Regions from separate parts of the Mus musculus genome. Here region 1 is linked to region 2. Evidence: chromatin loops called from intact Hi-C (ENCODE). Cell type or tissue: heart. All regions are shown on one strand. Each heading gives the region's core, and the rest is flanking DNA. Links, peaks and the distances in the headings are about the cores only.

What was found. Peaks named below come from ENCODE experiments on the same cell type or tissue, not always from the same donor. Only the 100,000 strongest peaks of a DNase experiment are listed, where the experiment ranks them.
Region 1: it touches region 2 in a loop (2.2-fold over the local background); 4 of 42 quality-filtered maps call a loop at or near these places.

What each region holds. Positions count from the first base shown.
Region 1 is chr6:116,116,076-116,131,871 of GRCm38, reverse strand. The region is part of intron 3 of Tmcc1 (transmembrane and coiled coil domains 1); the gene reads left to right. Among named protein-coding and RNA genes, the nearest start is that of Tmcc1, 69 kb to the left of the region's middle. In heart, for the core only: no CTCF peak of the experiment used is centred there; a DNase peak (open chromatin) is centred at 8,791; H3K27ac peaks cover 222 bases.
Region 2 is chr6:116,065,794-116,081,589 of GRCm38, reverse strand. All of the region lies in intron 3 of Tmcc1 (transmembrane and coiled coil domains 1), which reads left to right. Among named protein-coding and RNA genes, the nearest start is that of Plxnd1, 79 kb to the right of the region's middle. In heart, for the core only: no CTCF peak of the experiment used is centred there; a DNase peak (open chromatin) is centred at 8,549; H3K4me3 peaks cover 669 bases; H3K27ac peaks cover 2,810 bases.

The DNA of each region.
Region 1 (15,796 bases), core at 5,910-10,909, 51 kb before region 2:
GACTGGCCTGGAACTCACTGGAGAACAGGCTATCCTTGAACTCACAGAGGTCTACCTGCCTCTGCTTCCTGAGATTAAAGGTGTCTGACACCACACCCAGCCTTAGATGGGTATGTTTTCTAGCTACTGTATTCTGTGTACAAGAATGTCATAGTTTTTCTTTCTGTAATTTATAAAATTTATATATAATAAAATATTAGCAAATGGCATTTAGTTATGAAAATTTAGATGGTTTTATTTTAAACCCTTTGATTTTTTTAAATTGGCTGTTTTATAAAATTGGCTCAATTTTAATAGTTTGCATTTATAGTTCTCCTGCAATATTTTTGATAATTCTCTGATCCTTACCTATGAACACACAGAAAATGCTTTTGGGCTCTCTATATGGAGTTTATATGCACATATGCCCGCGTCCAATCTGGGTTCTAGAGTTGGGGGTTTGAACTCAGGTCCTCAAGGTTTCACAGAAAATATCCTCTACCCACTGAGCAATCTCTCCAGTCCTTCTACCAGAAATACCTTAGAACATACATGGCTGTGGCCACAGATAAGCTTATAAAGATTCAAAATGCTAACACTCGAACTTCAACAAAATGTCAATACTACCCATAGATCAGATTCTTTTGAGTATATATGTGGAGCCCCAAGGTCTATGTTGGATCTCTTAATCAACCAATCTTTTCTTATAACAAAGACTTCATTTTAAGATTTAATCTTAGCTAAGAGGCCCAAAAGCAGTACAAATACTTAGTTGCTCCCTGGAAAGCTAGGGCTATGTAAGTTAATTCTTTATACCTTACATAGAATAAGCAGAACTTCAGGAGACATAGAGAAAAAATTAATATACATAACTAAATTTAAATTTTTTAGCTTAGGAATAAAGGTCTGAGCAATGTGAGTGGAAAGCTAAATTAGTTTGATAATGTGATTGGAAATAGAGAAGTACTAAAATTTTCTGAAAGGGACTTGCATGTTGAAAATTAGAGATTCTTCCTTGAGGGAGATAAATTTTCCTCTTCTTAGTATTTCCTGGTTGCCCGTAGCTGTCTAGGGCTGAGATCCCTTCTATGTTAGTTATGTCCCTTGGTGTTCAGGGCTTGTCTGATAAGACTTCATGGGCCTGTAGCTTCTCTGACAGATCTTTACAATCTTCCTCCTCCTCTTCTGATATGATCCCTAAGCCTTAGGTACAGGAATTCTATTACAGATGTAATTTGTATTGGTCACAATGTGATCTCTTGTTTTCTGTATTTTGATTGGTTGTAGTTTTCTGTAATAATTTGTCTCTTACAAAAATGTGTTTCTTTGAGCGGGGAATGGTGGCACACACCTTTAATCCCAGCACTCGGGAGGCAGAGGCAGGCGGATTTCTGAGTTCGAGACCAGCCTGGTCTACAGAGTGAGTTCCAGGACAGCCAGGGCTACACAGAGAAACCCTGTCTCGAAAAAAGAAAAAGAAAAAAAAAAAGTGTGTTTCTTTAATGAGGAGTGAGAACTAAATCTATCTATAGATATAAGAACAGATATTTAGCATGTAGTTAGAAATTGGAAGAGCCCGCCTGATTGGTTATTTAATACCAAGTAGTTATCCCTGATATCATAGATAGCATAATAATACCATAAGTAGCATAATATAAGCAGGTTGTGTTTAGGAATAAAGTGTATGTAATATATATAGTATCAATAATTAACCATGAATTTGAGAGTAAAGGGGGGATATGTGGGAGGGATTAGAGGGAGGAAATGATATATTATACTAATATTATAATAAAAAACCGTTATAAGTAAATTTTGAAAATACAAGAGAGTTTTTTTTTCTAGTTTTATTCATAATGGAATAACACAGAAGAAAATCTAGCTAAGGTTTCAGAGAGCTTAGCTGTGAGGTGACGGTCATGAAGCACAATTGTTCCTATGGGTAAAGCCACTCTAAATTTCAGTTAGAAAGAAATGGTATATATGAAGATTGACACTGTAGGCCAAAAAGCCATTCTTCTAATATCTTGTTAGAATGCTGTCTGCACCCTGTGCTACGTGCTACAGTGTGATCACATAGTAAGTGCAGCAAGAATCTGTCCTTTACACTCTGCTGCTTTTATAAAATAGAAAGAAATCAAAGTTTCTGAGAACAAACTTAGAGGGACACGAAAAGGTCAATGCAAATCTTGGATCTTCTAAAGAAAAAAATTTGGAGTCATTGATCCTTGTTATTGAAGTTGAGAATTCACTATTTGTTTTAGAATTCTCTATTCTCTTTTCCCTTTTAGAGACAAAATTAAGAGATGTACTATTTTTATTAGGCTGTAGTTGGGTGCTCTTTGGGATTAACTACTATAATATATATATATTATATATTATTATATATATTATATACTATTATATTATAGTAGCTATACTATGTTATAGTAGTATATTCACTGCTATATTATATAATATATAAACAGTAAGTGTTTTGAGGGAGATATATGTGATAAGTTATTTCTTTGCCAGTGTAATGAGCCAGTTCAAGCCACATTATATTTTATTAAATTCAGGTTTATTGAGAAGTTTCTCAGGTTGTCCAGTTTACTGGCCCCAAGGACTGATCCAGGAAAGTCCAGGGGGAGAAGTGGGGAAAGGGAAGAGAAAGAGAGAAATGGCACCACACAGAGAGAGGGAGAAGGAGATGTGGGGTGTGGGAGGGACCCAAACTATCTGGATTATAGGGAAGAGCTGCTGGGGAAAAGACAGCCCCAGCCCATGGGCTGGGAAGTTCAGGGTTGGGGGCAGGGTATGCCAGGTAGGGACTGAGGAATGCTGGGAGAACCTGGAGGCCAGGTCGGCTTTGATATGTAAAATATGCACCCCAGTCTCTTGTCCCAGGGTTCAAAGCCAAACAGTACCTGTTAAAGAAATTGCTAGAATAGTATCAGTTAACCAATAAACTAATCTAGTAAACCAGTGTTTTGTGCAGGGAAAAAGTAGAAAGGGTGATTCCTGTTGCTGTCCACTAGGTGGGGTCCTAGGCCAGTACAGGAGGAGATGAGAAATAGGGAATGAGATTTAGGAATGAAGCATATGCTCTTGTAAATTGAATTGACTTGATTACTATAGCTGTGGAACAAATAGTAGAAGATGTAGAGTTTGACAATTGAAATGGGAAAAGGTAAGGAATTTTAAGCAATAAGATTTGCTTAGAAACCTTAAGGAAGTACTATTTATTTTCTCAATTAACATTGGAAAAATGCTGTGTAGTTTTTATAAACTCTAGCAAAGATCTTTATATTCTGTATATTTAATATTGTTTGGATTGTTGATACCTACAAGGGAATGTTTTATAGACAGTTAATAATACCGACTAGAAAAGTGGCCATAAATTAAAAATGAAAACATAATTTTGGTCTCTTACAACTGATCACCAAGTTAAGTAACTTTGGGATTGTTAGTCTTTAGCCCTTAGAGCTGGAGTGTGTAGTTACATCCTTTGTAGACAAATTTAAAATAATGTAATGTGAATGTGGTGAGGTCAGGGAGTTGGCTTAGTGGGCAGAAGCACTTGGCTGTACAAGCCAGACAACTTGAATTCAGATTCCAGAACCCACACAGAAAGCCAGTTGTGGTAGGGCACATGTGTAATTGCAGTGTTACTGTGGTGAGTCAGGAAATCACTGAGAGGCTTGCTGTTCAGTGTGTCCATGGTGGTCCCAGAAGACTTTGTTTATAGAGCTAGAGAGATGACTCAGCAGGTAGGAGCACTTGCTTTTTGCAGGGGACTCAGGTTTCCAGCACCCACTTCATAGGTCACAACCACCTGTCACTCCAGTTCCAGGAAATCTAACTCCATCTTCTGTCCTTCAAGAGCACAATACAAGTGAGTTACACAGAAATACATGCAGTCAGAATAGTCATACATAAAATCAAAATAAATCAATCCTTTTTTTAAAAAAGTCAATCTTTAATGTGGTTGTTTGATTGGAAGTAAAAGAAGGTGTTACTGACGTTGATAAATGAAAGACATGACAGTGGATATCAATGAAACCTAAAGAATCTTTAGGATATACCTGAGAAACTTACATTCCAATACATTGGAAAATATGAAAGAAATGAGTGAATTGCGCAAAGTTTAACATCATAGGTAGATTTGTTATATGTTTGTCTTTCAAATCTGAATCATATTTCTTATGTTCAGAAACAGCAAGGTTTTTTTTTTAAAGATTTATTTATTATTATACATAAGTACACTGTAGCTGACTTCACACGCACCAGAAGAGGGCATCAAATCTCATTACGGATGGTTGTGAGCCACCATGTGGTTGTTGGGATTTGAACTCAGGACCTTCAGAAGAGCAGTCAGTGCTCTTACCTGCTGAGCCATCTCACCAGCCCCAGAAACAGCAAGTTTTAGGATGAAGATTAATATAAAGCAAATTGGAGTCCATTCTTTAAGTTTTGAGCCATTCGTAGTAGTGCTTGCTTATAATCAATCCCAGCTCTGGGGAGGCTAGGCAAGAGGATCCAAGTTGGAAGTTGGCTCAGCTTCTATAGAGAGACCTTGCATGAAAACAAACAAAAAATTAAATTTAACCTATTATCCTTTATCTTAAAAAGTAGTCCTAGCCCGGTGTGGTGGCGCACGCCTTTAGTCCCAGCACTTGGGAGGCAGAAGCAGGTGTATTTCTGAGTTCGAGGCCAGCCTGGTCTACAAAGTGAGTTCCAGGACAGCCAGGGCTATACAGAGAAACCCTGTCTCAGTGGAAAAAAAAAAAAAAAAAAAAGTCCTATGCTTTAGGGTAAAGGGAACTCTAAAGGAATTTAACATGAATGTGGTTTCTGTTCACAGGGCCTTGGTCCTTTGTCATAACCTTGAGTTTTAAAAGCTAGAAGGAAAACTAGCTTCCCAAGGAGATCACCATTCTTATTATCTAGAACACTGGCAAGGCCTCACTTTAAAGAGACAAACAATGCTCAGACATTAAATATAAGACAATCTCTAGAATAAATTGTTTTCATTAGTGATCACAGCATAACTTTCTTAAGAAAAACAGGCAGCTTTGGCAAGTTGGCACAGAAGTGAACTTAGCAAAGTGTGTATTTCAGAAATTGACAAATATGTGTTAAAATTTTACTTGGTTGTTACATCAGCATGACCTTTGATCTCACTGGTCAATTTAAGCAGATAAGATTTCACTTTTGAACCTTGACATTTAAAAAGTCATAATTACTACACATTTTACATTAATGTATGCCTCTTGCTTTGTGTATAGGTAAGACTTTGAAAATATCTCTATAGTCTCCTGTCTCTGCCCACCCCCAGTCTCTCCAGAAGAGTGCTGGCATCCACCACATCTAGCCTCATGTGGGTTGTGAGGTTTGCAGCAGAGGCTTAAGTCTGCTGAGACATCTCCCTAGCTATAGAGTTACTTTTAATACTATAATTAAAATTTGAGTAGTGATGTTGTATATGCTTATGTTTCTAAAGAAATTAACAAAGGGTTATTTAGAATGTCTAAAATCTATCTTATTTACTGTGATAACCAGCTAAATAAGCAGTGTTTGTGAAGGTATTTATGCATTGTGAGTATGGGTGGGTGTGGAGAATTCATATGGAAATCTCATGACACAATACAACATTTTAGAGTTATACTAAGAAATGGTAATGAAGGCAAAATCCATACTTACGTAACCTTATTAATATGCCTTGACAATATTGACTTTTAACAGGCCATTCAATGATCAAGCTTTTCCTGATATAGTTGGTATATTATTTTGTAAGGTTGTTTACCTGCCCATAGCCTCTCTTAAAATTATGTAACTAGGGCCTGGAGACATGACTTAGGAGTTAGGAGCACTTGCTGCTGATACAGAGTAGTAAGTTCTGTAAAACATGGGCTGATGCAGCAGGGAGGGAGGGCCTTAGCAGGCCCATGCTGAGGCATCCCCTCTAAGGTACCAGCTGTACAATAGGGTTAGTATAAAATGAAGTTTATTTTGGAGCATGGGAAGTGGGGTTGAGAATGGAGTACAGGGGGAAAAAGAGAGGGGACAGAGAAGGACAGGGAGAGGGAGGGGGGAGAAGGAATTGGCCTGCCATGAATTCATGGAGAGAAGGGGGAAAGGACAAGAGAGGCCAGAGAGGGAGGCCAGAGAAAGAGAAAGGGATCAGAGAGGGAGAAAGGGAGGCCAGTCTTTTTATAGCAACCATGGCTGTTGCTAGGTAACTTATCAGTGCCTAGAAGAAATGTGTAACACAGGGGATCTAGGATTGGTTCCTAGCATCTACATGGCAGTTCACAACCATCCAAAGCTCCAATTCCAGGGAATCCAACACTGTCTTATTATCTCCACATGGAATTAGTCATACTCTTGATATACAGATGTATATGCAGGCAAAACCGAGTAAATAAATCTAAAAAAAAAATTTTTTTAATGAGTTAATTAGGATCTAGGGAAAAGTCAAACTTCTTCATGACCAGAGTGCTAGTAGAACGGTGGATAAGTTCTTGCTGCTTTTTCCATAGCACGGATAGTTTAATATTGGCTGGTTTTTATTGTGCATCTAGAGTAGACAGTATGTTCTAAGTTCAGAAGCTATGGAAGATCTTTAAAAGAAGTATATTGGCAAAAAATTAAATGAACTACAAACTAATTTTCCTAAAACGACAAAAAGGAAAATATTGATCTTAAGTAATTGACAAAAGGTTTGAGACATGATAGTTAGTTTATAAAAAGAAACTTAGATAAAATGGAAAACTCTGTTTCCAATTTGTTCTTCTATCTACAATCAAAAAGTCACAGTGAAATTGCCAGAAAGCCACTACTGCGTCCCCTCAAATGATGTGTATATGTAGAAAATAGACTATTGTTGGCTGATTTGTTTTTGTTCTTTATATCTAAATACTCAACCAACTGCACTACAATATATAATCAATGGGATGGGGGGGGGACACCTCAACTTCCATGATTTTTTATTTGTTTTGTTTTTGTTTTTTTGAGACAGGATTTCTCTGTGTAGCCTGGCTGTCCTGGAACTCACTTTGTAGACCAGGCTGGCCTCCAACTCAGAAATCCGCCTGCCTCTGCCTCCCAAGTGCTGGGATTAAAGGCATGCGCCACCACTGCCTGGCTTCCATGATTTTTTAAGCCTTCACCCTTTATACTTCAATTTTTGTTTATGGTAGGTATGTACAAGAAAAACTTCTATGTGTATAATTTGTAACTAAGCATAAAAGTTTTAGAGATATTTGAATTGGCAAGTAAGTAAATTTCAGTCTATAGAGATAAGACTTTTATCTCTCCCTTTTGAGTATTAAACATCATACATAGAATCCTACCTGTAAGACTAAGATTGTACTGGCTAGTTTTATGTAAACTTACCACATGCTAGTCATTTTTAGAAGAGAGAACCTCAATTGAGTAGATGCTTCTACCAGATTGGCCTGTAGGCAAGCTTGTGGTCAATTTAATTAATTGCTGATTGATAAGTATTGGAGGGTCCAGCCAGTTTTGTACGGTGCCACTCCTAGGCTGATGGTTCTGGCATGTATAAGAAAGTGTGTTAAGCAAGCCATGGGGAACAAGCCAGTATTTCTCCATAGTCTCTGTATTAGTCAGGTTTCTCAAGAGTCACAGAACTTATGGAATGTCTTAATATAATTAAGAGAATTTGTTGTGATTGTGAGGTAGTCCAACCACCCCAACAATGTACCCCAACTGTGAGTGGGAAATAGATTCCAACAGATGTGTTGGCAAGTAAATGCAAGCAGGTGAAGAAGAGCGAATCTTCCTTCTCCAATGTCCTTGTGTAGGTCTCCAGCAAAAGGTGTGGCCCAGATTAAAGGTGTATACTACCACACCTGGATCTGGGACTTGTTTTGTCCTAGGCAGACCTTGAATTCACAGATCTCCTTCCCTTGTTTCCTGGGGTTAAAGGCATGTACTACCTTGCCTGGGCCTAAGCTTTTCGTAGCCACTATGCCTCAAGATCTCAATGCTAAGATCCAGGTCAGAAACTTGTGTCTTCCAGATTCAAGATCTGGATCACAGGTGAGCCCTCCAATTCTGGATTGTAGTTCATTCCATATATAATCAAGTTGACAACCAAGAATAGCCATTACAATCTACCCCTTGTCAACCTGACACAAATAATATTTCATGTCCACATGCAACAATAACAAGGTCATCATGAATACGCTTAACATAATATAACTATTCCTTGTACAATCACAAATGCATTTATAAATTTACAATGAGGCAATGTCCTTTGGAAACATTCTTTTAGTGTCTCAACATAAATACCAATTAATGTTAAAGAAATTGGAAGAAAGCACAAAAAGCTTATACTATACAAATGTGTTCTTAACAAAATAAAACAGAAGCATTTATATTACTTTAAAATCCTCATTTCTGCAATTGGTCACGTGGCCTTAGATGGTATTTATAACTACCTTCCTCTATTACTCATTCTGTATTTCCTCCACTCTCTGCAAGTACCTCAGCAGGTCTTGGCTCTTTTCCTGGAGGAGTGATCCATGCCTTCATTCCTGATGGATCTGTGTCCTTTGTCATCATGCTTGGATTAGGGTTGTAGTTTCCCATGGACTTTAATCACAGAACATGGTAGTACTAAACAACACCCTAAGGGATCTCCTGCACTCTAGACACAATCCTACTTACCTCCAGTGTGAAGAGGCAGTCCAGTTTCCCCATGGTAATCTGGATCTATCACCCCTCCTAACACTGATATTCCTTTCTTATCCTGTTGGTTTAAGGACATAGAAGCCCAGCCCAGGGGGAAGTCTGAGCTTCCGGTTCAATAGAATGTTTGTTGTGGCTGCTGGTAGGAGCACTCCCTTTTCTGGAACCAAAACTTCTAGGCAAGCAGAACCTAGGGTTGTGGGGACAGGAAGTGAAGATTTTTCTAGAGGATCACTAGGAGTGATAGTAAGTAGAACTATTCCCTTTTCCACACCTTGATTCCTGGACCCATGAATCCTGGCTATGGGAGAAACTGTACTTTATATTGAATGCTGATTCAAAGCATATACTGCCTTCTGAAGAACACTGCCCCAGCCCTCCATTGCTGCTGCCACCTAATTAGTGCTGTAACTGTGTCTTCAAGCAGAGTGTTCTTGTTTTGGTTTTTTCGAGACAGGGTTTCTCTGTGTAGCCCTGGCTGTCCTGGAACTCACTCTGTCGACCAGGCCGGCCTCGAACTCAGAAACCCACCTGCCTCTGCCTCCCGAGTGCTGAGATTAAAGGCGTGTGCCACCACTACCTGGCCATAACTGTGTCTACAAAAGGCCATTCCATCTTTCTGTCAGACCAGTTGCTTCAGGATGGTAGAGAAGGAACATACATGGTAAGGCCAGTGGGTTCTATGATCATGGGCCCACTGTTGCACTTTTCTGGCTGTGAAATGAGTTCCTTGGTCAGAAGCAATACTATGTGGAATACCAGGACAATGGATAAGGGATTTTGTGAGCCCACAGATGGTGGCTTTGGTAGAAGCATTACGTGCAAGAAAGGCAAATCCATAACCAGAATAAGTATCTACTGCAGTAAGAACAAAATGTTATCCTTTCCACATAGGAAGTGGTCCAATGTAATTAACTTGCCACCAGGTTGCTGGCTGGTCACCTTGAGGAATGGTGCCATATCTGGGGCTCAGTGTTGGTTTCTGCTGTTGGCAGATCTGGTATTCAATAGCAGCTGTAGGCAGGTCAGCCTTGGTGAGTGGAAGTCCGTATTGTTGAGCCCAAGCATAACCTCCATTTCTGTACCATGGCCACTTTGTTCATGTGCCCATTGAGCAGTGACAGGGATGGCTGGGGAAAAAGGCTGACTGTCCACAGAACGGGTCGTCTTATCCACTTGATTACTGAACTCCTCCTCACCCGAAGTCACCTTTTGGTGAGCATTTACATGGGACACAAATATCTTCACATCCTTTACCCTTTGTAGAGATCTATTCACATACTTTTTCCCCAGATGTCTTTCTCACCAATTTTCCAATTGTGATCTTTCCAAGTCCCTGACCATCCAGCCAATCCATTGTCTACAGCCCGAGTCAGTGAACAGTCGTACATCTGGCCAGTTCTTTCTCCAAACAAACTGTAATACCATGTGTACTGCCTGAAGTTCTGCCCACTGTGAAGATTTTCTTTCACCTGTATCTTTCAGGATTGTCCCAGAAAGGGGATTAATGCTTCAGCTGTTCACTTCTGCTTGGTGCCTGCATAATGTGCAGAGCCATCGGTAAACCAGGTTCTAGTCTTCTCTTCTTCAATCAGCTGACCATAGGAAACATCCCATGAGGCTATAGGCTCACGCTTGGCAGCAGATGACATTGTAGCAGGAGTAGAAACTATAGGGATTTGAGCAACTTCTTTATGTAACTTGCTTGTACCTTCAGGACCTACTCAGGTCCTATCATGTATATACCACTTCCATTTGATAATAAACTGCTGCTGTACCAACTCCTGTCCTACGGTTTTTTTTTTTTTAAGATTTATTTATTATTATACATAAGTACACTGGAGCTGTCTTCAAACACACCAGAAGAGGGTGTCAGATCTCATTATGGGTGGTTGTGAGCCACCATGTGGTTGCTGGGATTTGAACTCATGACCTTCTGAAGAGCAGTCAGTGCTCTTTACTGCTGTGAATAGACGACACCATGACCAAGGCAAGTCTTATAAAAGACAACATTTCATTGGGGCTGGCTTATAGGTTCAGAGGTTCAGCCCATTATCATCAAAGTGGGAGTATAGCATCTAGACAGGCATGGTACAGGCAGAACTGAGAGTTCTATATCTTCATGTGAAGGCTGCTAGTAGAAGACTCACTTCCAGGTAGTTAGGATTAGGGTCTTAAAGCCCACACCCATAGTGACACACTTACTCCAACAAGGCCACACCTCTTAATATGTCACTTCCTGAGCCAAAGATATACAAACTAACAAAGCCACTGCTTTGTTGGATGAATGCAGTACTCTAACAGAAGATCATTCCCACCTTCTCTACATGCATCTGATTTCTAAAACTTCAGTTAAATGGAAACCTATTAGAACATGCATAACTCTTTAGAGCTCACATGGTTTATTAATTTAAAAAAAACACACATAATTTGTAAGACCACTATGCAAATAGATGTTGAAACAACCTTTTTATAGCCATAGGATAGAACAACTTGCAGGTTTCATTTCTTTCCTTCCACTATGGGCTTCTACTATTGAAGTCAAATGGTCATGTTTGGTGGTAAGGACCTTTATCTGATGAGCCAGTTTATCAGCTTACAACTATATGTTCTTCTAGGCTGAGATATCCAAGTTTCCTAGTCCAAATAAGTTACTTTTCTCACTGCTATAAAAAAATACTTATCAAAAACTACTAAAGGGGAAAAGGATATACTTGGGCTCACAGTTTTGCAGTGGTCAGTCCATGTTTGCTTTGCCTTGTATGCATAGGTAGAGTGTCATGGCTGCAGGAGCATGTGGTAAAAGAGCTTTTTATATAGGAAGCTGAAAGTATAACTAGATAGGAGGGGCTTAGGGTTATAATACTCCTCAAAGGCTTGTTCTCTATGACCTGTTTCCTTCATCTCCTAAAGTTTCCCACAGTCTTTTATAATATTCCATTATCTAGGCAGTAAACATCCCAAACACAAGTCTGTAGGAAACATTTCATATTGAAATCATAGCCTGCTCCATGGAGCTGTTCTCTTTTTGTGGTGATACAAAGCACAAGAAATGGGTGTGTACATGGGTTTGTTAGGTCAGTTTGACTGTCTATGACAAAACATTTCTCCATAATACAATGCTGTTCAATCTTCATTTTCCTTAGATGTCATAAACTCATTAGATTAATGATTCTTTTAGAAATAAAAGGTGTCCTCTGAACTTGATTCACTTTCTTGTCATGTAGAAGAGCACTAGTACTGTTTTCTATTGTCAGGAGGATGGCTTTGTGAGCCTGGGAATAAAGGTTTTCTCTGAGCCGATTAGAGCTAAGGCGAATGTAGGTCACAGTGTCACCTGTTTTGGATCTGCATGCTGCTGACGATATTTGAGTCTTTGTATTTTGCCCATGCTTTTTATGCCAGTGGACTTGCTGCACCAGAGAAGAGATTTATAGATTGGCAAGCAAATTCATAACAACTTTGACTTGTTTTTATTGTTACAAGGATTTTTAGCTCGTGTATCTCATTAAATAAAACCAATACAGTAAATTAGTTATCACATTTAGATATATGACTCACATCTAGTGTGTCTAAGTAAATTTTTTGAGTAATTTTTTTTTTTACTGCTTTAGTGGAAGAAAATTAAATAAGAAAAAAAATTAAGTACTTTTGGAAACCCCTTCCAGACCCTCCCCCAAATCTTGTAAAAGGTAGTGCAATTCAGAGGAAAAGATCAAAAGTCATTATACTTGTGTATTTATGAATGGTTTAAGCATTCTTTTTTCTGTAAACACTGTCTTTATCTCTTTCCTTTAAGATTTACACACTGTTTTTTCTTTCTTTGTCTTAGTTTGTATCTTGCATCATTCAGTGTGAATGGTGCCACACTTCTATATTATTCTAGTACCATTTGAAGAGTCAGATGAAGTTGTGAAAAGCTTTGACAGAGGAAAACTGAACTGTGGCCCTAAGACCGGTGATGCAGGTTGGCCACAGGGACAGTTGTCCCTGTGGGCAACCTGCATCACCTGACTGTCCTGAAACTCACTCTGTAGACCAAGCTGGCCTTGAACTCAGAAATCCACCTGCCTCTGCCTCCTAAGTGCTGGGATTAAAGGTGTACACCCTATTGCCCATCCTGACTTTATTTTTAAAGCAACATATTCTTATTTTATAAATTTGTTTTCTTTTGTCTTTTGGGAATATTTTCTTTTGCTTCCTGTAATGTGTTTGTCTCCCCTTCTTAACCCATGTTTTAGTCTTCCATTGTTTGAAACCTGCCTCAAATATCTAGTCAGTCATGGTTTTCTCCTCACACCTGAGAGATCCATCAGTTAACACTGAGAGACTCAGTGATTTTCACTACTGAAAGTGTGAAATGTGTAGCCATAAGAAGTGCAAAACACTCTCTGAGACAGGATTTTTTCTGTATAAGAACCCTGGCTGGCCTGGAATTCTCTTCAGACCAGAGATCCACTTGCCACTGCCTCTAGAATGCTGGGGCCAAAGTCATGCTGCACCATACCTGGCTAAAATACTAAGTCAGTTGTACAGTTGGAAATTAGCACTTTACCTGCTGAGCTATCTCCTCAGCCTGAGTTAATCAATCTTTAAAGTGTATAATATGCTAAAATTTTCACTGGGCCTGTCGTGTTAGCAAATGTCATTAATTCCAGTGCCCGGGAGGCAGAGACAGACAGATCTCTGGATTTGAGGGCAGGCTGGTCTACAGAGCAAGTTTCAGGACAGCCAGGACTGCACAGAGAAACTCTGTCTCAAAAAAAAAGCACACACAAGGGCTGGAGAGATGGCTCAGCGGTTCAGAGCACTGACTGCTCTTCTAGAGGTCCTGAGTTTAATTCCCAGCAACCACATGGTGGCTCACTACCATCTTTAATGGGATCTGATGCCTTCTTCTGGTGTGTCTGAAGACAGCGACAGTGTACTCATATACATAAAATAAATAGATAAATGGGGGAAAAAAGCTCACACAAATGCTGATTCTTCAGAGTTTGCCATGAGAGATCCATTAGATGGTGTATTTTTGGTGAGAACCTGTATGATAATAGATTTTGTTATGGCATAATTAGACCAATTTTTTGTTTTGTTTTGTTTTCAGACCCTTAAGTTTTATCATCTATAGGTCCTTTCTTGTTTTTTCTTCATTTAACCCTTCACCTTTGTGTTTGAGTGGCTGCTGTAATGGGCCTGGATGCTTGTGCTCTAGAAGACCAGGAGAGACATTGAAAGTCCCAGTTTGTGGTTCAATTCCATTGTCCTTACTTTAGCCCTCAGCAGGATTAGAGTCAGCCCAGCATCCTTCTGGTTGGTTGATTCAGTCTCATTACAGTGCAGAGCCCTGACCATTAGGCTTAGTGTGTATTAAAATATTGAGTTGGTATGTTTAACCATTTGAATCAGCCCTGCTTTTAAAGCAGCCTCATGTGTTCCCAGTCCTCAACACAGGATTGTAGTTTGGGAACAGTTGGCCGGCTTCTTGTTGTTTTCCACTGTAGCACCTGCTACGTATCTATCTGACTCAAAAAAGCTGAAAGCAAGGTTTATTGTTTCACTATGTACATTCATTTCGTCTTCCCAAGTTTTGTTGACTTCTCTTGTTTATTGCTATCTCCTTTCCAGTCTGCTTTGCCTTGTAAGTTTATACCTTTCACTAATCAATATTAGTAATAATCGAAATAATCTGAGCAGTCCTATGTTTAGTCCAGTACTTTCCACTTAAGGAAAAAAGTCTGTCTTTTCTTTCTTTTTTTTCTTTTTTCTTTTTTCTTTTTCTCTTTCTTTCTTTCTTTCTTCTTTTTTTTTTTTTTAAATTTTAAACAGGGTCTCTGTACATAAGTTCTGGCTGGCTGTCCTGAAACTCATTGGGTAAACCAGGCTGGCCTCAGACTCACAGAAATCTGGCCACCTCTGCCTCCCAGGTGCTTGGATTTAAAGGTGTGCACCCCCCGCCATAATTAGCTTTAAAGGACTCTGACACAAGCTTGTTCTTTCATTTCTTCTAGCAGCTACAACAGTATTTCTAGATAACTTGTTGATTATCTTCTTTCTACTAAAGAACTAAACTTGAATTCTCTTTGGTCTAGCATATAACAGAATATCTTACATTTTGATTGGGAATATTAAGTCATGGTTTTATATATACATATATTTTAAGATTTATTTATTTATTTATTTATTTTATGTATATGAGTACACTGTAGCTGTACAGATGGTTGTGAGCCTTCATGTGGTTGTTGGGAATTAAATTTAGGACCTCTGCTGTTGCCAGTCAACCTCGCTTGCTCCAGTCAGCCCTGCTCGCTCAGGCCTAAAGATTTATTTATTATTATTAATAAGTACACTGTTGCTGTCTTCAGGCACACCAGAAGAGGGCACCAGATCTCATTGTGGGTGGTTGTTAGTCACCATGTGGTTGCTGGGATTTGAAAATGTAAGATATTCTGTTATATGCTAGACGAAAGAGAAGAGAATTCAAGTGTAGTTCTGTAGTAGAAAGAAGGTGGTGCTTCGGAAGAGCACTCAGTGCTCTTACCCGCTAAGCCGTCTCTCCAGCCCAAGTCTTGGTTTTCTCAATCTTGGCTTGGTGAAAGAAGAACTAGAGGTTTTCTTTTGAGCAGTGTTCTTTCTTCTTGTCACTAGAGCTGTTTCTGTGTTTTCTTCCTTAGGTCTGGCTTTTATTATATCTTATACTGTGAACCATATAAAATTGTCAGTAGTTAAGCTGTTTGGGCCTACAAAAATAAATTTTATGTGATCAGCTTTAAGAGTTAAATAGCTTAGCAGCCAAGTTAATAGACTACTCTGTCTAGTGTAGAAATTCATTCAGATCATTCACAGGAATATTCTAGTAGGAGGAAAGGTTGAGACAAATGGGAATTCTTTTTTTTTTTTTTTTTAAGATTTATTTATTTATTATATGTAATAAGTACACTGTAGCTGTCTTCCGACACTCCAGGAGAGTCAGATCTCATTACAGGTGGTTGTGAGCCACCATGTGGTTGCTGGGATTTGAACTCCGGACCTTCGGAAGAGCAGTCGGGTGCTCTTACCCACTGAGCCATCTCACCAGCCCCAAATGGGAATTCTTAATGTTAAGGAGGGGAAAGTTGTAATCCTCACT
Region 2 (15,796 bases), core at 6,207-11,206:
CCCTGGCAGTACAAGCATTTGGCAGCTGCTTCCTCACATCTCAGCTAACCAAGAAGCTAAGACAGACCTGATTGATGGTCAAACTCATTTAAGCCTTTCTCAACCTTCCTGTGGTTAGTTCTCTAAGCATCTTTTTAGTACTTTGTAATGAAGCTCTGATCTTTGAGCAGTCACTGTAGTCGGAAAGTAAATTTTTTCAGCATTCCTGCTTTTAAGGTTTTGGTGTTGGGAATCTAACCTAGGACCTCATTCATACTAGGCAAATGCTTTACTACTAAACCAACATTCTTGATTTTTATTTAACACAAAACTTAAATACTCGTGGGTACTTGGAATAAACTATGTTAATGATCATTGCATACTACTTCTTCCAATAGTTGAGAGCTCCTGGGAGCTGGGCAACATTGTCTGGGAATATAAACTAAACAGATACACCAGAAAAAGAGTTCTTAAAGAAAGACCATATCCACTTTTATTCCTTCATCTGTCCTGTGCTGTTTCTCTTTTGACACCAAGTGCAAAGGTTAAGCTTTGTCGCTGTACTGCATCCACTGCTGCTGACTTGAAGTTATTAGGTGGCGGAACTGCTGCTCTTTGATGAAGTTTACCTCTCAGAGATACTGACATGTTCACTGGCACAGAGATGCCCAGGACTTTGAACACTAATTCTGATCACCTTTCAGTTTCTTCATGAAACGTTCCATGAATGGACTAAAAGAGTAGATCTGAGATAAAAGAATGGAGTAGGAAAGGTAACTGGTATATAATTGAGCTTGTTGTCAACGTGAGGCATTTGAATCACGTGAAGACCAAGTAAAGAAGTTTGGAAATCACGGACTTTGCTTTTACTTTTATTCTACTCAGCTTCCCAGAAGTAGCAGGACTGAGTATGCATACATACATACACACACACACACACACACACACACACACACACACACACACACACACGACATTTGATCTTAAAAAGGCATTAGTTGAGACAAAGCAAATAATTGCTCATTTTGTGTACATTTGCATGTAAATAATTCTTTATCTGAGGTCCCACTCCTGTTTAAGTAGTGTTTAGGATCAAGGTATCTGAAATTGCAGAATGGTTTTCTAAATCTTTTCTTTGAATAGCTCATCAACACAGCAATGGGCCTGTTATGTGATGGGAAACTAAAATGTGGAGAGGTGGGGGTGATTCCTTAGCTGTTACTACATAATTCCTTCCTGGTGCCCCCAATGAATTCAACTTTGTGTTGACCATCTTCTGTTAAAAACCCAGATTAAACTCTGACATTTGAAACCAGTATGCAAAGAGGTATATGAGCTGTCTGTCACTTAGACTGTTTCCCAGTATCAAGGAAGATTACCAAAAAGCTGCAAGCTTTGGCTGGTTCCTGTATTGAATATAAGATTCTAGCTACTGGGGCTGGAGGGATGGCTCAGCCGTTAAACACTAGGCTCACAACGAAAAATATAAGAATCTAGCCACTGAACCCTGATTGTACAGCAAGCCCTTGCTTTACTTTATAGACATAAATAAGAATGACGCATGAAGGATGCCTTCCTACCTTTCATAAAATCATTGTTAATTTTTCTTATATATTTATCTACATATATATTCCTTGCTTCATTTAAGTTCCTGATGAATTCGCTAACACTTTTTTTTAACAGCTAACAAAAAATTAGAGTGAGAACTGGTGTTGCCAGAAAAAAAATCCAAAGCGCTCAAATGTGTTTACTTTAGTTTATATCAGTCTGTAGTTCAATTATCTTTCTTCTCTCCTTCAACCCCCCCCCCCCATATACCCCCACAGAGCTGAGGACAAAACTTAGGGCCTTGCGCTGCAAGCACTCTACCACTAAGATAAATCCCCAACCCCTACCTTTCTTCTTATTCCCCTTTATATTTTGTTCTTGAATCATATTTCTTACTGAGCTTTTAAATGCACATAAACTTGTTTTTGTTTTGTTTGAAAGAGCCTTTCACCAGGTAGTGGGAGCACACTCCTTTGATCCCAGCACTTGGGAGGCAGAGGCAGGTGAATTTCTGAGTTCGAGGCCAGCCTGGTCTACAGAGTGAGCTCCAGGACAGCTAGGGCTACACAGAGAAACCCTGTCTCAAAAAAAAGAAAAGAAAAAGAGTCTTTGTAATCCAGGCTAACCTCAGATGTGTAATGACCTTTCCACCTACCAAGTGTTGTAGCTACTAGCCTGTGGTACCATCACACATAAACTTTGTAACTTATCTTAAAATCATTTTTTGGAAATAAAGTAAGATGTGAATTAATAATTCACCAGTTATTACAACAGAATTAAAAAATAACATGCAACAAAATTATATAATATACAAAAGCTGAGTCAGGATTTCTAGTCCTGAAATACATGAGCAGAGATGTACTTTTTGAAACACAGCTTTAGAATTAAGGAACCAACTGTGAAGGTCAAAACTCCTGGCTCTAAAGAAAAAAAATGAAGGCCTGAAGATTATCAGTTTTTTCTCCTGCCCTGAATAGTATGAGACATATACTAATTGGCTCCAAGCCTTTGAAACAGTGGACTGTTGTCATTGGTCACTGAGACCACACATCTCATATAGATGTTTTTAGTCTGTTCAATGAAACCAATTTCTATTCAGCTGTCATCACTGCTTGGCTTTTGGAGACAGAATCTTGCTATGTAGCTGGGGCTGGTCTCAGACTTTCAAATGCTAGGATTACAGGTGTGTGCCACCACCAATCTCCAGGGTTTTTTGCTTTTGCGTGTGTGTTTTTGGTTTTTTTCTTTGTTTGTGGTACTAGGTCTTGTATATGTACCATGCTAGGCAAACAATCACTGGATTGCATCCTCAGCTCTCATGTCTATATTTATAAATATTCTGGACTGTGTAATTTATACCCAGGGATTCAGTTTTGGAGTCCAAGATCAAGGTACAAGCAGATTAATTTTTGTGGATGGCCTGTTGTTCCCTTTTGGATGGTGCTTTCTTGTTGTATCCTCATGTGGTAGAAGAGACAAGGGAGTTGCAAGAAGTCTTTCATAAGGGCACTGATTCTGTTTCTGAAGGTGATTAAGAAGTCACTTGACAAGATGGGGGGGGGGGCTGATCACCAGCATTTGAGCTGTGGGCACCGAGATCCATAGGTTTAGCAGTATGTGTGCATATTCTTGACTAAGGCAGGGTCAGAATATTGGGGCTGTTGATGTGCTTTTGCTCTGCTGGGAATTCAACCCAGGGCCTTGCACATGCCAAACAGGTACTGAGCCACTCCACTGGGTGCGAGCAGCATAACTGGCATATAAACTGTGTAGGTTTTCCTTTCTGTTTCTTGTGGTATAAATATTTTAAGCATAAAAATAAAGAGAATAACATAACAAACACCTAATAACAGTGGCCAAGCTTTTTACAGTATTTGCTTGATGTAGAATTTACTTTTATGTACTACTCCTTGATCTTTAGAGGCAGTTTTCTAAGATTTTTTCATCAGTACACATTTGTCTATGTATTACTTAAATTGAGAAGCACCCAGGAGATTAGTAAAGTACACCTCTAGGTGTGTCTACAAGTGTTGCTAAAGGATTGAGGAAGGCAGAGGGTGTCACACTCTTACTGTGCCTTTTATTTCATCTCCGCTTGAGGCCCAGATGAAATAAAAGGCAAGGAGGAAGGAGCTCAACTACAGGCTTCCCTCTGCTTCCCAGCCTCCAGGACAGCTCTGTCCCCACCCCAGCTGATAGCTGACATTTCAGGAAATGTGAGCTTGTGAGCCCGACCGTCACAGGGCTAGGTGGTTCAGCCTTGTGCTTAGGCTGGGACATAAGATATGGCTTGTTACCCTAGTGCTTAGGCTGGGATGTAAGATAGGTCTTGTTACCCCTTTGCTGTGTCTTCCCCTCCAGCAGGTGGCTGAGCTGAATGCAATTGTAGCACAGTGGTATAAGCATAGAAGTTATGATTAAATAGCAGGTAAAAGGGGTTTTGTTGTTGTTTCTGGTTTTTGTAATATCATACTTGTATTGGACACATCACATGAAGAAGCTGGTAGGATTGACTGAACATTGCTCTAGGTGAGTCAGGGAATGAAGTGCGTTGACTAAAGGACTATACATTTCTGTAATGTTTTGTTCTTAGGATGCATGAAATTTTTTTCTTCAGTAATAATCTAACCTTAGCTTATTATGAGTCATTTTACTTTGTAGACTTTTTTATCCTTTGATAATAACACTTAAAACCCACATACATGCTAAGAGTGGTGGCTCACCACCTTTAATCCCAGCACTCTGGAGGCAGAGGCAGGAGAGTCTAAATTCAGCCTGGTCTACATAGTCAGCTCTAGGATAGCCAGTACTATGTAGAAACTCTGTGTGTGTGTGTGTGTGTGTGTGTGTGTGTGTGTGTGTGTGTGTGTGTGTGTGTGTAGAGGAAAAGAAAAGAAAGTAAACATTTTACAGGTGTTTAAAAATATTTTCTTTATATGCTAAGTTTAGAAGCTTTTTTTCTATGCAGTTTTTTTTCCTTTTTAAATTTTTCTTTCTTTTGTTATTTGTTCTTATTTTGTTAACAGCTTAAGGATGGAGTGGGCTGGACCAGATGGTTCATCAGGTTATCAAAGGCCATCAGTCATGGGCAATCTGAATTCAAGGTGGAAGGAGAAATTAGAATCCTGCTAGTTGTGCTCTAATCTCCACAAGAGTACCATGGTTTCCCCTAGCCCATGTAACCCCTGTAAATAAGCAAAAACCAACACAGTCTATCAGGGTCAGTTCCACATCCTATCCTAGAAGTCAAGCAAAGGTGAACTGCACTAATGGATTTCCTCTTACCTTCTATGGTAACAGTGTCTTCTAGATTCTGCCTGATGTATATTTAAAAACAAAAAGCTAGGTCTACAGAACAGGACATGCTATGAACACAGGAACCACAGCACACTGCTTACCAAGTGCTCTATACATCATTGCATTGTATGTCTTTTGTTTTGTTGGTTGGTTTTGTTTTTGTTGTTGTGGCTGTTTAGTTTTTTTAAACAGGATCTTACTATGTAGCCCTGACTGTCCTACCACTTACTATGTAGACCAAACTGGTGTTTGGTCACATTCAGAAATCTGTCTGCCTTTACCTCCACCTCCTAAGTGCTGGAATTAAGGGTCATGCTCAACATTTTTGTTTGGTTTTGCACACTTTTGATTGTCTTTGTACTGCTTAGGATAGAACTCATGGTTTGCTAGGTAAGCATCATTGAGTCACATCTTTAATCCTTTTTTTTTTAAAGACAGAATCTCTAACACCTACCATAAAACAACTATTTGAAAACTCTGAAAGGTATGCTGTAAAGGTAATTTCTTTTCACAGAAATAATGCTTCAGAATCCAGTCTAGGCTAACAAGCACATGAGACAAGAAGTATACTTGGTTTTATTCTAATACAGGTGGAGACTGTGTCTTTTCCCTGTTGTCTGGAGTATGGCCTTATAGTCTTGAAATTCGCTAGTTTTAAAAGAATTAATGAGCCGGGCAGTGGTGGCGCACGCCTTTAATCCCAGCACTTGGGAAACAGAGGCATGCAGATCTCTATGAAGTGGAGGACAGTCAGGACTTCATAGTAAGACTCTGTCTGAGAGGGGGAGGGGTGGGAAGGGAAGGGGAGAGAAGGGGAGAGAGAGAGAGAGAGAGAGAGAGAGAGAGAGAGAGAGAGAGAGAGAGAGAGAGATGAAATTACAAGGTGGTGGAGGGATTATTAGTCCTTAGTAGGCAGGCCACCTTTGATGGGGGAGGGTAATTTTTTACAGAATTAGGACTTTATTTATTGTCCTTCCATATCTTCAAGATTTTTCCACAACCCATAATTGGACCTCACTGTGAGTAGAGAAAATCCCAAGAAAAGCCCTGAGTTCAAACTGAAGGAAATGGAAAAAGCAGTATAATACTCAGAAAAAAGCACAGAAAGGCCTTGTTTTTCTTTTTTCTGTTTCTTTCCTCTCATGCTAAAAAACTCAAACAGTTCTATAGTAACGATAGACTGAAGTATAGCAGGAATCTGGGGGTGGAAACCATTCTCTCTGATCAGTGGAAAGGGGTCCCAAGAGGTTGAAATGAACCCTGTTTGCTTTCTCCACTGAGCTGCTTGCCTCCAAACAGTCACTCTTTAGAAATTATGTGGCTGAGAGAAGGGTGTTCTCAACCTTCTGACTGGATAAGGAGGACCCCATTTGCCCAGAAAGTAGTGAGGAGAGTACATTTACGGGAGTTGGAAAGTAACTCCTTAAATGTTTTCACTAACCATTCAACTTGCCTATGTGCCCACATTCATGCTATTCATGCACAATTTGGCCCCAAACAGGCTTTGAGAAGCAAAGTGTGGCTTAGACCATGGCTAGGTACCAGACTAGTGATAGGGCTTGGTGCACAAGTGGAGCAAATCTGCTTAACATTGCAAAGACTTTGACACTTAGTTCAGGTTGGAACATAGTCTACAGAAGGCTGGCTGGAAAATCTAAACTGAGGACAGCTGGGTTGTCTCCACTGAGATAACAGTGTTATTCTTTATATGTACTTATCATTGCCTGGATTTTTACAACAGTAATCTCAGTATCTAGAACACAGTACAAAGTGGACAGACATATGAAATAGTAATAAAGTCACCAGTTCACAAGGAGTAAGAAAAAGACCAAGATAACACTGACATTAACACCAAATGTCTTAACAATACCAGAGCTGTAGAACTATGAAAGAAAGCCAATCATTCCACAGATTAATAACACAGATGACTGGTCTTAGTGATTTATAGAACCCAGTAGGCAGGAAGGAAAGAAAGATCCAGAAGAGCTGAGCATCTGCTCTGCACTAGATTTTAGAACGTGTGAAACAACAGAATATGTGCTACTTTGAATGTCTGTAAAACGTTCATCCAGATGGGCCCTGCCTGTCATGGGTCACAACACTAAAAGTTTTAAAAGTGATTTAAAATCTATTCTTCAAGTAAAACAAATTAGGGGATAAATTGACCTTAAAAATCATAAGTCGTGTCAAAATTAGGTAGAAAACCAGACATGGCAGTGAACCCCTTCAATCCCAACATTTGAGAGGCAGATGGAGTGAATTGCTGTGAGTTCAAGGCTAGCCTGGTTTATATAGTGAGTTCCAGGATAACCAGGGCTACATGATAAGACCCTGTATTTAAAACATAATAATAATAAGGTAGATGCAGGGCTAAGGACATGGCTCAGTCTGTAAACCCTTCCCGAGAACAAGCTCAAGGATGTCCAGAACCCATATAAAAACCAGGGCAGTGGCACATTTGTAACCTCAGTGCTAGGGGGGAAGAGACAAGGATTCCTGGTGTTTGCTGGTCAGCCAATCTAACTTAAATCTGTGAGTTCCCAGTTTGGTGAAAGACACTAAAAGGTGGAGAACATTTGAGGAAGGTAACCAATGTCATTGACCTCTAACCTACACATTGACCTCTAACCTACACACACACACACACACACACACACACACACACACACACACACACGTATGCATAAATTTCTAATGTCCAAAAAGAAATGGGCTGTCACCACACTTCCCATGATATAGCAAGATTGTGAAAGGAACCAGGAGGAACCAGGAGGAACCCTGTATTCATAGTCTCCATAGACTCACCAAAAATAAAGTAGATAAGTTTTTTGTTTGAGACATTCTCATGTACACGAGGCTGATCTAAAATTCCATATGTAGCCAAGGGATGACCTTGAATTTCTGATCCTCTTGCCTCCGCTCCAGCGTTGGGATTAGAGGGTTACACCGCTATGCCTATTTATACTGTGCTGGGACTGATCCCAGAGTCATGTGAGTTCTAGGTGAGCACTCTCCCAGCTAAGCCATAGCTTCACCCACACACTCACATAACATTTTTGGTGAACTAAGAAATGGTATATGTGAAGTTGGGCAGATGTGAAAAGTGAAGTTATTAGGCATACCTTCAGTCCCACTGTGTGTGTGTGTGTGTGTGTGTGTGTGTGTGTGTGTGTGTGTGTATGTGTGTGTCCCCATTACCAAAGGCATATTTTCTGAATGTTCAACCTGCTCTGTATTAAAATGGCAGAGAGGGTTTGAAACTCCTCAGGTAGGTCACAGGGTCTAGAAACAGGAGGCTTCCAACCTCCTGTCCAGTCAGATTCAGGATGTTTGTGATATCAGTTGAATGAATCAATGGCTTCTTCAGATTCCTCACTTCCTTTTTAAAGAGAACTTTTTTCCTATCTTTTACTAGTGTGAGCTGTTTATGATCGGTGTTGAAGGTGTTTTTTATGTCATTGCTTAATTGGACTGGAGATAATCTCATGTGACAGCATGGAGCTCTTGTTTTGGAGTTGCCATTACTTTCTAGAACAGCCATTCTGTATAGCTGCCAACATGCCCTGGGTACTCTTGCTTCATATTGCAGTGATACTGCTTTGTCAGGGTAGAATTCAGCCTCACAGGGCTAGAGTCAGTCTGCTGACCTCATGCCACAGTACAGCATGTTCAAACCTGGGAGAAACCCAGGGGTTACTCGGCATATTCTTCCTCCTTCCTTACAAGCATGGAACCGTCACTGTCCTCGGAAACCGTATGTTGTATATGTGTGTGTATCTGTCTCTTTATAAATCTCCTCATTACTGTAGTTATACAGCTTTAAGTGGGGGGCTGGTTGCGGACACAGGAAACTGACCGAGCTGCTAGAACTTAGCACTTCTCAACAGCAAAGCTCAGCCAGGGCATGTGCTATTTTTAGACAGTGAATTTGAGATAATAGAGAATCCTGTTATGTTTTCTGTTTGTTTCACTCATAGCTATTCGGACTGAGTGCGAGGGGGTTTGTGTGGCTATGTAAGTCATGATTGGATCATACTAAAGTATCCAACACTCGGGTATGGGAGCCTGTTTCCATGCCGAATAGACGTTGTTTGGGGTGTTTCAGGGTAAAAAGTTACCAGAAAATAAGCATTCCCTTCAGTGAACAAAAGAGTTTCATTTGCCTTGACGGATTGGGAAAGGCTTGGGTTAAATGTGAAGATGCCAGGCATGCATAACAAATAGGAATTTGAGTTAAAGCCAGTTTGAAATATTTCTCACGTTCTTCTTTTAATAAAAGGATTCTTATCACTGAGCTACTTGTTTTCAGAGCTTTTCCTGTGACACAATGGTTTCCTGAATTATGAATTATGTACACCTCTGTTAATTTTCATCTTTTGATCAACACCACAGGACTGTGTAATGAACTAAACAGGAAGATGATCCAGCTTTATGCAACATCCCCCTATGTTCACATTTCATATTTAGTTCTGAATAGAAACTAGGCCATTAGATTGAATTTACTATGGGTCGATTTTATAAACACTACATAATACTTTATAGAACATGATTTTTTTTTTTAAAGCAAAACCAGTTCTTTAGAGGGACACACACACACAGTCTAAAATTAATACTGTTTGCTGGTGAGCAGTTGGACTTAAGCTCCAAACAGATTTTTTACTCTGGAGTTTGATACTTTAAATGCTGGCTTTATTAGCAGATTTGTGCCTGTGATCTGTACTCTCTTTTTCTGTTTGTTCTAATTCTTGAATCCTAAAACCTTGGCAGATCTTGTGTTTGTTCTGAAGTTATAAAAGGTCAGTTTGTTTATCAGTGTTTTATTAAGAATGCTAATACATGAGCGGGAGAGATGGCACAGTAGTAAGAGTGCTTACTCTTCCAAAGGACCCAAGTTTGGTTCTGAGCACTTACAGCAAGTGAATCTCAACTGCCTGTAACTCCAGAACTGGAGAACCTGGCACCTCTGGCCACGGTGGAAGTTGGGACTCTTATTTACAAACACATAATTAAAAATTATAAATCTGTAAGAAAGAAAAAAAGAATGGTAGTGCAGGATGAGCTGGGTGATATGAAGGAAAGTATTCATAGAAGTGCCTTAAGAGAGAGGGAGACACCATCAGTTGCATCTTATACGCCATCAGTGCCAATGTGGGGCAGAGACATGAGACAGAATTGAAACACTTCAGTTGCCTTTACCTAGTACTTCCATTAACTCCTAATGTAGAGATCTTTCTAGACCTGGGGTGACCTAACAGAATTTAGCTCAGTTATAGATACTTGCATTGCATGCAGAAGCCCTAGGTCCAGTTCTCAGTATCCCCTACATACACACAATTTTCTGAAACATAATGTACCTGAGTTTCTTAGATTAGACTATATCCTTAGTTCACTATCATGTCTCTTACTCAACCTAATAATCTACTCTGGTCACTAAAGTGATCTCATTGAAACAAAAATGTAAATATTCAGCAATGAGATACCTGCTTCCAGCATCTCAGCTTCCTGACAGGACTAAAGACATCTAGAGGCTGTAAACTGAGATCTGAATTCCTTTCTACACTACAGAATTAACAATTCGGAGAAAAAATTCACAAAATGAAAGTGTAGCTGACTGTAGGAAACCAGTGTGGAATTTGAAGAAAGGGGAACTCTAGTAGTCAATGTCTCCAGAGGTCGGTCCATTCTAAAGATTTCTGCCCATTTCCTTTCTCAGTAACCCTGCAATGGCCACACCTTTAGGTATTATTGTTAAAGCCACATGTATAATACAGACATTTTAGACAATTCCTTGACTGTATCAAATGAGCTTTTTCTACAGATGCTCAAATATTTATTGTGGCAACTTAGAACAAGTTAGCCACATACAATCGCTGTACTTAAGTATATTTTAAAGTTTAAAGTACAGTGTACTTTAAACCTAAGTTTTATATCTAGTAAGCTGTTACTTTAAGTGGTTGGGTTTTTATGATATAAGATTTCTCTCACAGTCAGACCTCTGACACGTGGAGGCTAAAGGTCACCTTCAGGTGCTCTTCTTTAGGAGCTGTCTACCTTGTCTCTTTACAGTAGGGTCTCTTCCATGAACCTTGAGTTTACCATGTAAGATAGGCTGGCTGACCAGCAAGCTCCAGAGTTTGGCCTGCTCCTGTCTCCCTAGCACTAGGATTCTATGTGTCCTCGTGCCTGGCTTTTTTATGTGTATGGGAATCAAACCCAGAACCTCAGTCTGTGCAACAAAAGCAAGACTTTACTGACTGAGCGAGCCTTCTCCTCAGCTCCTTAACTTTCCTTATTAACATAAAACCAGGGGGCTGGAGAGATGGCTCAGCAGTTAAGAGCACTGACTGCTCTTCCAAAGGTCTTGAGTTCAAATCCCAGCAACCACATGGTGGCTCACAACCATCTGTAATGAGATCTGACTCCTTCTTCTGGTGTGTCTGAAGACAGCTACAGTGTAGTTACATATGTATAACAATAAATAAATCTTTAAAAAGAAAAAAATGTAAAACCAGGTCAGAAGATTGGAGAAACAAAAGAGGATAGAGGTTTTTTCCTAAACCAATGTCTCCTTTGTGCTCAGAAGAGGGTATCACATCCCTTGCTCCTCTGCAAGAGCAGCCACTGTTAACCATTATCAACCAGAGTTGAGCTCTCTGTCCATCCCCCAGGGATGGTTCTTAATGAAATTGCCCAATACCTGTTTATCTCGTGATTGTCCCTTGTGGGAGCAGTGGTAAATTGTTTGTGTTACTTGTTTTCTTGTTATTCTCCATTGAATTAATTATATTCCAGATTACTTCTGTGTTTTGGGGCTAAATGGAGGAAAGAGGAGATAGGATTTACAACTAAGAACAGCTTTTGACATTTGCAATGAGGAGATCTGAAGAGCTACTGAACTACTTTGAAGTGTAAAAACTGGATTAGAATCCTACAGATACCTCTGTGGCCATGTGGTCAGGGTTCAGTCTGAACAGAAGCATTTTTCTCAAGACAGGGTTTCTCTGTGTAGCCCTGGCTGTCCTGGAACTCACTTTGTAGACCAGGCTGGCCTGGAACTCAGAAATCCGCCTGCCTCTGCCTCCCGAGTGCTGGGATTAAAGGTGTGCGCCACCACCACCTGGCTGTGCCTGCACTTTTATTTCTTATTATGAAATAAGATTCACTAGAAAAGTCCTAAGGATCTTCCAATTTAGGGTACTTAAATGAGTACATGTATATGCTCACACACAAGGACAGATTTGTATAAATTGGCTTTTAAGATAAAGTAATATAAGAGCCAGCAAGTAAGAACACTTGATAATAAGCCTAATGCACATGAGCAACCCCACCCTCTTTCACACATACACAATTAAAGTAAAATGGCTTAAAAACAGTTGCCACCAAGCCTAATGTCCTAAGTATTAGTTCCCAGGGTCCACATGGTGGAATGAGAGACCTGACTTCTAAAGGAGGTCTGAGGTTGTTCTCTATACACACACACACACACACACACACACACACACACACACAAAATAAAGCAATGTAATAAAACTTTTAAATAAAAGTGATATATTTCCCTATGGCTCTCAGAAATAGATATTTAAGCTACAAACCTACATGTATTCTCTGGTTATATTACTTTTAGAAAACAGTTTCCTAGGGCTGGTAAGATAGCTTAATAGGTACCCTGCCTTGCTACCTTGCCTGACAGACCTGAGTAGTTTGATTCCCCAGGATCCATATAGTGGAAGAAGAAAACTAGAGAACCAAGTTCTGCAAGTTGACCTTTAACCTCCACATATATGGGATACAAAAGATGGATGGATGGATGGATGGATGGATGGATGGATGGACGGACGGACGGACAGATGGATGGATGGGTCGACAGACAATAAAAAACTACTTAAGACTTAATCTTCTCAGAGAGAGCCAGATGTCTCTGTAAGTGTGTTGGGAGCCAGGTATAGATCAAAACTGAACCATGGCTGAGGAGAGCATATGAAGGACTTAGACTGAACATACCCCAGCCTTACTATCTTTCACAGAAAACATTTGATCTCTGATTCAATATCAGTAATTGCTAACATATATGTGTGTAGTTGGTGCCTCTGCAGAGAAAAGCCTTACATCCAGGTAGAGTTCTGTGCTTATGTAATCAACCTGCGAGTTCATTGTTGTTGACTTGACTGCTTAGGATCAGCCACAAGAGAAGACAAAATGCAGTTATCAACAGCACACATGGATTTCGAATGTTAGTCTCAGATTTAGCTTCATATCTAAGTAGTCCTTAGTCTTTAAAGCATTCCACCCCCACATTATCTTCAGGCTCCTCGAGTTAAAACTGAAGAACAGCTGAATTGCAAACAACATAGGTGAAAAGCCTACTCCTTTAACCTAAAAGTAGATAATTTTTAGTATTTAGGTACATATTTTTTTATTTAGTGCATATGCATATAACCATTTGTGTAAGAGACTAGGGTTTTTTTTTTCCATTACAACAATTCAGAGAATTTGAATTTAAAATTAGAATTTTCATTCGAAGAAATAACCCTGCTTTCAATTTCCATATTGGAGTCTCATTCTCTTACGCTGGAAACAAAGGCCCCACTGTTCTTCACTTTTCTCCTTCATCTCCAGCACTTTTTAACATCTTCTGATCGTTGCACTCTATGTGTGAGTAATCCTCTTAGCAGTCTCTTTTCCTCCAACCTTTTGGCCCTTAAGTAAAAACTACCAAGGCAGAAGATCTGGAAACAATGTGGAGAAACATTGCAGACAAGGTAGCTTAGCCTGAGCTCATCCAGCACAGGATAGAGCAACGTTCCTTTTTCCTTCCTAATCCCAAAGATGCATGGTTTTGTTCATAGCATTTATTAAATACATGCTCTGTCTGGTGTTGGTAACCTCAGGCAGCTCACTGGCCTTTGACAGCTCACCTTGCTGTCCTGTGTATGCTTTGTCTGTTCTCTTCCTGGTTTTTTGGTTCGAAACTTTGATTTATTGTAATTGCAGTCAGTTTTCTGCTGCCACCATGTTCTGGAGCTAAAACCCAGCTCATCAGGTTTGACGGCCAGCGCCTTGCCTGTTCTTCTGCCGTCCTGTGGGCCCTGGCTCTGTTAAGCACCATAAATCACAGTTTCAGAGGGAATGGGTGGAAAAAATAAGGACTCAAATCTGTCTACTAGGCAGACTAGCACACTTCAAACCCATTTACTTACTATGTATGGCCTGGTGGTTTGAACTTAATGTTGCCAAACAATAGAGTTCTGTCATGTGATGGCTTCTCAAGAGGAAGGGTGAAAGGCTAAGAAACTGATCGCCTGGTCCTTCATTGGTAATAAGCTCAAAGAAGTTGACAAGATTTCCTTTAAGTAAGTTGCCAGCTAATAGCTACTTTTCATTCCTGTTTCCTCTTCCTTCTCCTTTTTCTCTTTTTATAGCTCTTTATCTTCAGTCTGCTAACTATCTTTAATATTTAAAAGATGTTTCTTTGAAATTCTGGGGTTCTCTGCAACTTAGTGGCAAAGCAACGGTGATGAGGTTAAGTAATTAAATCATGTCATGGTTTTGTACTTTTTCCCAAGATATCTGTGACAACTGATATTTTACAAAGAACAAATTAAATAAATCTTTGTTTCCACGTCAGATAACATTCTTATATTTTTAGTAGTTTTCTTATTTTCTGAAGATGTATTTCATACTTATGTAACTACCTATTGAAAAGGAATTATTCAATGGTGCTTGGTGGAGCATCGTGAGGCAGGCTGTAGGGACCACATGTAGTGTCCCACAGTAAGGAGAGTACAATACGAGCAGGAGCTGTAGGTTACGGATGGTCATGATAGAAGATGGCCAAGAGAGGAGAGGGTTCTGAATGACTTAGCTGGGCAAGATTCCTCCCAGAGGCAGTAAGACAGGACAGAGAGCCAGGTCAGACACTGAGGAGGATACATACCCAGAAAGGATTTCTAGCTGAAACTTACTTAGCTAATTTTGCTAGAATTGTATTTTTAGAAAGGACACAGATATGCCTAGGAAAAAAAGCTCAGAAAGCTTTGAAGACTCTTTGTCAATCCCTGACTGGCATGTTCTTCGCCTAAGATTTAGAAATCATGAAATAGCTATCTAAGTGGAGTTTCAAGAGAGTTTTTGTCCCTGTAACAGTAGTTCAATAAAACAGCTTTTCATGTGGTAAAATAACAGTGCACTTAAAAAGATTTCTTTTATGAGTGTTTTGCCTGCATGTATGTATATGCACTATGTGTATGCCATGCCTGCAGGGGACAGAAGAGGGCATCAGATCCCCTGGAAATGTATTTACAGATAATTGTGAGCCCCTGTGTGGATGCTAGGATTCAAAATCAGGTTCTCTGCAACATTAGCATAACCTCTGTGCATAACCTCTGAGCCATCTCTCAACCCCTTTTTATGTATGTAGATGGTGCATATGTGTTTGTGACTACATGTGCACATGTGTGAACATGGATGTAGAGGAATAAAGTTGATGTCAGGTGTCTTCTTCAGTTGTTCTCTACTTCATATATTGAAGCAGAGTCTCTCCATTTGAGCCTCAATTTGTCTCTGGCTAGTCTACTCCACCAGTTTGCTGCTGGGATTACAAGTAGGCTATCACACATTAACTACCTAGCAGTTACCATGGGTGGGAGTGGGGGTCTATGGATATGAACTCAAGACATCTGATATTTGCCTGACAAGCACTTTGTCCATGGATCATCTCCTGCCCTTGTTACCTTTTTTTTTTTTTTTTTTTTTTTTTTTTTGGTTTTTCGAGACAGGGTTTCTCTGTGTAGCCCTGGCTGTCCTGGAACTCACTTTGTAGACCAGGCTGGCCTCGAACTCAGAAATCCGCCTGCCTCTGCCTCCCAAATGCTGGGATTAAAGGCGTACGCCACCACGCCCGGCTCCTTGTTACCTTTTTTTAAAGAATAGTTTACCCATGCTTCCTCTAAATGATAGTTACCTGGTAGTATAC